Regions from separate parts of the Homo sapiens genome. Here region 1 is linked to region 2. A link is a loop called in an ENCODE intact Hi-C map of the cell type or tissue named here. Cell type or tissue: Caco-2. All regions are shown on one strand. Each heading gives the region's core, and the rest is flanking DNA. Links, peaks and the distances in the headings are about the cores only. Region 1 overlaps LYPD6 (LY6/PLAUR domain containing 6). Region 2 overlaps LYPD6B (LY6/PLAUR domain containing 6B).

The links. Hi-C counts contacts between places; a loop is a spot of excess contacts. Peaks named below come from ENCODE experiments on the same cell type or tissue, not always from the same donor. Only the 100,000 strongest peaks of a DNase experiment are listed, where the experiment ranks them.
Region 1: a loop joins it to region 2, with 7 times the contacts of the local background. A loop is called at or near these places in 1 of 110 quality-filtered maps.

What each region holds. Positions count from the first base shown.
Region 1 is chr2:149,465,748-149,468,665 of GRCh38, reverse strand. LYPD6 (LY6/PLAUR domain containing 6) reads right to left here. Exons shown (of 5, transcript NM_194317.5): 4 at 1-21. Among named protein-coding and RNA genes, the nearest start is that of MMADHC-DT, 120 kb to the left of the region's middle. In Caco-2, for the core only: no CTCF peak of the experiment used is centred there; DNase peaks (open chromatin) are centred at 1,815 and 2,525.
Region 2 is chr2:149,123,702-149,126,619 of GRCh38, reverse strand. All of the region lies in intron 1 of LYPD6B (LY6/PLAUR domain containing 6B), which reads right to left. Among named protein-coding and RNA genes, the nearest start is that of LYPD6B, 86 kb to the right of the region's middle. In Caco-2, for the core only: no CTCF peak of the experiment used is centred there; a DNase peak (open chromatin) is centred at 1,369; H3K4me3 peaks cover 176 bases.

The sequences.
Region 1 (2,918 bases), core at 316-2,815, 340 kb before region 2:
GAGTGTAGCAGTATCTGGTCTCTGTCAACAGAGAAAATATATTTGAGATGGGAAATGTTGACCAAACCTGCCTAAAAGGAAAATAACAGGAGTGTCAGCATTATCATTCCAGAAAAGAGCTAATAGCACATAAGATGTGCACTGCTTTGAGTTTATGTCCAACCCCAAAGACCTCTTTGGAGAGCTCCACTTTGCCATGGTAGGAGGACAACCTTCAAAGAATATTGATTTCTCTGCCCAGCATTATTCCCATAAACCAAGACACAATGGTTTCTCCTTGCCTTTCAACAAATTTTGCCACTGGACTGATTTTTATTTTTAGGGGATGAGTGGTTTTGCGGGGATGATTTAAGAGGTATAAGTCATAGCAATTTTAAGGAAGATGAAAGGACAAAGAGGTTCAAAGAACTCAGGGTTAAAATGAGTTAGGCAGGTAACAGTAGTCCTCAAGGAGATAAAACACTACAGCAGTGGCTGGTGTGTGTGTGTGTGTGTGTGTGTGTGTGTGTGTGTGTGTGTGTGTGTGTGTGTGTTGGGGGGAAGCAGCTATTCACAAGAGCAGAACAATTTAAAACTTTGTGCCAATGAGCATAGCTGGGTCCAGGGTGCATTACAGACGAAGACTGAAACAATAATGAACATTTTTCCAAAATTGAGGAGCTTCGTTTCTCCCTAGCATGATTTCAGTGTCTTCCTAGGACAACAGATGAAGACCATGATGGGAGTTTCCAGAGGTCCCTCTATGTCTAATGAATCTGAAAGCTTGAGATCTCTTCCAAAATTCTTTGGGGGAACTTTTAATGTGTAATTTAAAAACTAAAGAAAAATGGCTTTGTCAATGTAATTCTTTATGGCCTCCAGGCAATGTTCAGCTCTCTAAGTCTGGGATTTAGGAGAATGTTCTTGCTCTACTTTCACATTAAAAAAGAAAATGAATAATTCTTAAGAAATGTCACCGAGCTGTTTTTCATCCACATCTTGGATCCAACTTTGCATGCTTTATACATTTCAGATATTTAGTGGCTAATATGGAATTATGACCTTCTATGAGATTATTTATTAGGCAATACAAATTCCTCCCCTCTCCCCCACCAGATTCTGTCATGATTTTGGCAGCTTTTAACTGAAGAACTAATGTCCAAAGAAGAAAGCGTAAGAAAATTTTAGGTCTTGAGAATGAGCTAATACAGACCCTTCAACACATCCTGGAAGTCATCAAAACTCAGGGGTTTTAACAGTCTTCCTAGAGACCCTCACCTGACAGGAATCCCAAATGGTCTCCAATTAAGTCGTACTAAGAGCTGCCACTTTCCCAGTGGTGATGCTATTGGCAGGTGTGCCTGGGCAGAGTCTGTGGCAACACCCTCCCCTAAATGCTGTCCCACACTGCATCCCGGCTGGAATTGTTAGTTGGATTGGGCTGAAGCTTGCTCCAAGGTTGCCCAGGGTCCTATGGAGCTCTTTGGGAGTAGGGTAAGGTCATCTGGGGAGCTCACAATAAGAATAGTTGAAAGTTTTCTACCTGGCAATAATTATCCCAAAGCCCTAAACTATCTTAACATTGGAGTGATTGCTTTTCTGTTGAAGAAGAGGCAGCAGCTCTCCTCTTTTTTAAGCCTTAACAGGTTTTGACAAATGGAGGCCAGTGGCCTGGGAGATTTACCACATCTTCTAAGAGGACTGGTTTACTTCTTTGGTATCAGACTCGATGGACGTTTATGGTCACAATAGGTTCATCTTTCCCACCCCCACCCCAACTTCAAATGTTCTAGAAAGCAATAAAATCAGGAATGTTCTTATCTCCTGTCTCCTCTTCATGCAGACAGCTAAGAGCAGCTGCCAGAGGTTTTACTGCTCCAAATGTAAATCCGAGCAGATAAGATCATAGGCTTATGGAATGAGTAAATCACTACATAGCTGCAGTTTTGGAAATCAGCCTTTTCCCCCAAGTAGTGAATTATCCTGTTTTAAGTAAGCCTTAAAATAACAATTGGTGAACTTGATATGACTACTTCTTTGTTCATACTTTTCTATCTTTAACAAAATATCTTATACATAATGGAGAGCGTATTCCATTGAATGACAGTAGACGCAACAACTGATAAAAATAATTTTTCAGGAACACATGCAAAACCTTAGTACCTAATAAGCTGATTTTTTGCCATTCTGGGGGTAGAAGGGAGATCAGTGCAGTAAGAATTTTTTCTTGTACTTCACCCAGTCCAATCCATGAAACAAAAATATATGGAGAACACTGCCATCACTTCCAGCAGTACAGACCTCAGTGCTGAAGCATCAATCCTTCAAAAGCATTTATTCCACTTCTTATCTTACAAAAACCCTAGGTGAGTTATGAAATGTTAATGTGGAAAAAGGTTCTGTGGTTTAAGAAGTTTTGAAAATGCTCAAATAAACTCGAACAGGTTTCTTCAGTGCACAACTTATGAGAACCTTCTATATGTGTTGTGATCTCATGATCTCCAAAGGTTTATCGGGGTGAGCAGGCAGAATTTCCCAAGTAGAACTAGGTGGGCCACATTTGGCTTATCACTGGACTGGAGTAGTGATAAAAACCTAGTTTCAGCCACAGAGCATTGTTCTCTATGCATTTTGAAAACTCCTTGGGTTAGTAATGAGGTAATATGAGAATCAAGCCTGCTGATAACTTCACACTAAAAGGATTTCAAAGGCTTTTATCTAAAAGATAAAAGATGAATTTGAATTTCCACCAGGTTAGTTTCTGTCTCTAAAATCTCATATTCTGCAACTACATGGTATTCCCAGAGGTTGTGAAACAAAAGTCTTTTACTATTAGATTAACAGGCATTCAACTAAAATCAGAAATGGGAAAGAGAACTTCATCAACAATTGGAAAATATAATTTTTATGAAATTCACACCCATGTGCACGCATGCACA
Region 2 (2,918 bases), core at 214-2,713:
CTCCCACCCTTGAGATGCAAGACCCACCCCTCCTCTTTCTTTTCCTCCTCAGCTGACTCAATGTAAAGATGACAAGGATGAGGACCTTTATCCGTACTTTTCACTTTATCAATGGTAAATATATTTTCTCTTCCTTATGATTTTTGTAATAGCATTTTCTTTTCTCTGGCTCACCTTATTGTAAGAATACAACATATAATACATATAACATACAAAATAAGTATGCATTGACTGTTTATTGGTAAGGCTTCTGGCCAACAGTAGGCTATTAAGTAGTTAAGTTTTGGGGGAGTTAGAAATCATACATGGATTTTCAACCATGCAGAGGGGTCAGCACCCCTAAGCCCACCATTGTCCGAGAGTCAACTATATTCCACATCTAGAGACACTGAAATGATACTACAGAATACCAAAAGCAACCACAATATTATGAAGGCAGCCAGAAAAGAGGTCAGCAATTAGACTGACAGCTAATTTCTCAGCAGCCACACTGAAGTCAGAAGATAGTAGTTATCTTCTTTTCATTTTCACTTGCATTTGTTTAATTATGAAGAGTTTAAGCATCTCTTCTCAAGTTCAAGGGTCAGTTGTACTTATTTACTTATAAACTGACAGTAGTTATCTTCAAAGTGGTAGGAGAAAATAAGTCTTAACTAGAACACCCAATGAGGAAATTTTTTAAGAATGAGAAAGAAATATATTTTCTTATACACAAAAACAGAGGAGTTTACTATCAACAAAACTTCAAAAGAATATCTAAAGACCTTACTTTAGGAAGGAGGAGATAAGGAATGTCAAGGATTAGAAAAGTTGGTATATAGGTAGGTAATCTTAAATGAGTATTTTTAAAACGTCTCTGTAAAACAAAAAATATTTACACTGTGATGGTAAAAGGAGTCAGAACTAAAATATCAGGCAACAATAGCATATAATTCAAGAGAGAGTGATTGGAGTTAAGGTACTCGAAGATGCCTGAGTTCTTTGGAAATGGGGTTAGGATACCAACTTTATTCACAGTGGGAGAAAGTGGTATCATAGACCTAATCCACCAAGACCTCAAGCCAGGACTTCCTCACCACTTTCCCTCCTAACCTAATCCACTCCAGCCAAGCCTGTCCTCCACATTTGTGATGGGGGAGAGGTTGACTTGTTTCCTGACAGAATTAAATTCTCCAGAGAATTCCATGGCCCCTGGAGGCAGGGTGGCTTCCCTGGGTGGAAGAGGGGCTTAGAGCAAAGAAAAACCCTCCAGGAAGAGGAAAGAGTGTTTTGGCAGCTTAAACTTTCAGCTGTGTCTAGAGAGTAATCTACTTATCCTAACTTGCAGGCCAGGTGTGGCTTTGTTTGTGAAGGGCTTTGTCGGGGCCAGGCGTTGTTTGACTTTGGCAAACAGGGTTGGAGATTAGTGATTTGTGACGTTACAGCACTGACTGGGAGGTAAGATGTGTTTGAGTTCCTGGGTTTTACCAATCCAGAGGTTTGGGATGGCGGAAATGAGGCAACATGAAAAGTTTCTGTTTGACTGGGAGAACCCAATTTCCTCCTGGAATTTTTCTGCTAGATGCAGTCTGACCACATCGATCCACACCAACTTGCTTCTTAGAAAATAATAAATCACAGAAAGATCATCCTTCAAAGGCTTCTTTGTAACCTGGTTGCTGAGCCTGGGTCTACCTGAATGTTGGGCTGTAGGAAAATGACCTACAGAAGCTTCTTGTGGCCATTTCTTCATCACATTCCCTGATAACTTGGACAGTGGGGTTGGTACAGGGAGCGGGAGGTGGGAAAAGAGTTGGGGATGAGCAACACTGCAATTGGAACCTAACTTGTAGAATTCGGGCTCCTTTTTACGTAATCCTAAAGCAAGCAAGTAGAAAGGTCTGTTGGCCGGGGAAAAAAAATGCATAACACATTTAAGTGCCAGTTCCAAATTATTTATGAACTATCTAATATTTTCATGGGCTCTATTTCTGATGAACTCCATTAGAGGGATTAGTGAGCAGTGGCAATAACGGCTAATAGTTGCCCGGCTAATGCAACTTCAGGACTGTTAGAAGTGATGCTACTCTCGTGGGTTGCTGAGGACAACCCTAGTTGAGAATGCTGAGCTACTCCAGCATGCACACCTGTTCGTTGTATCGTGTGATGCCCACTTAACATCACGGGTTTCAGAACCCCTGCCAAAAAAACAGACCACGCACTTATCACTAAACACACCTTTACGTGGGTTTTCCACATGCACATAATTGCCCTGAGCATTGATAACAATTATCTGCTATATGCAAAGAGGAGATAATGTTCTCTGCCCAGTGGAACAACCGTCATTGATAATTACAAGGTAGTTGGTCTCGGCCCCAGAAAGGACTATATATTGGCATCCCCCAAGAAGTGTTGTATTTATAAGCCATATTCTTGGAGGGGTTAGTGCAGTGAGGAATTAAAAGGACAAGACATTCTTTAATATTTTCAACAAAGGGAATTAGTACTTCAGAAAATGAGTGAGTAAATATCTATGAGAGTTCAGTATGCTGTTTGGTTACAGTAAAAATAGGAAGAATGGCCCTTGGATTCCACAGGAGTGGGTCCTTAACTAGAAAAGCATACAGCAAAGGAGCCCGGGGGGCCTTCCTGGATAACATCAGGTGAGTATTACATTTCCTAAATATGTGCTGCTAAATCATCCAAAACTTCACGAATTCTTGCGGTGAAGAACTGTGGTCTTTTACAGCATTTTTAAATTATTATTTATGTATGTATTTAGAGACGAAGTCTCTCTCTGTCGGCCAGGCTGGAGTGCAGTGGCGCAATCTCAGCTCACTGCAACCTCTGCCTCCTGGGTTCAAGCGATTCTCCTGCCTCAGCCTCCCGAGTGAGTAGCTGGGGGTGCGTGCCACCATGCCCGGTTAATTTTTGTATTT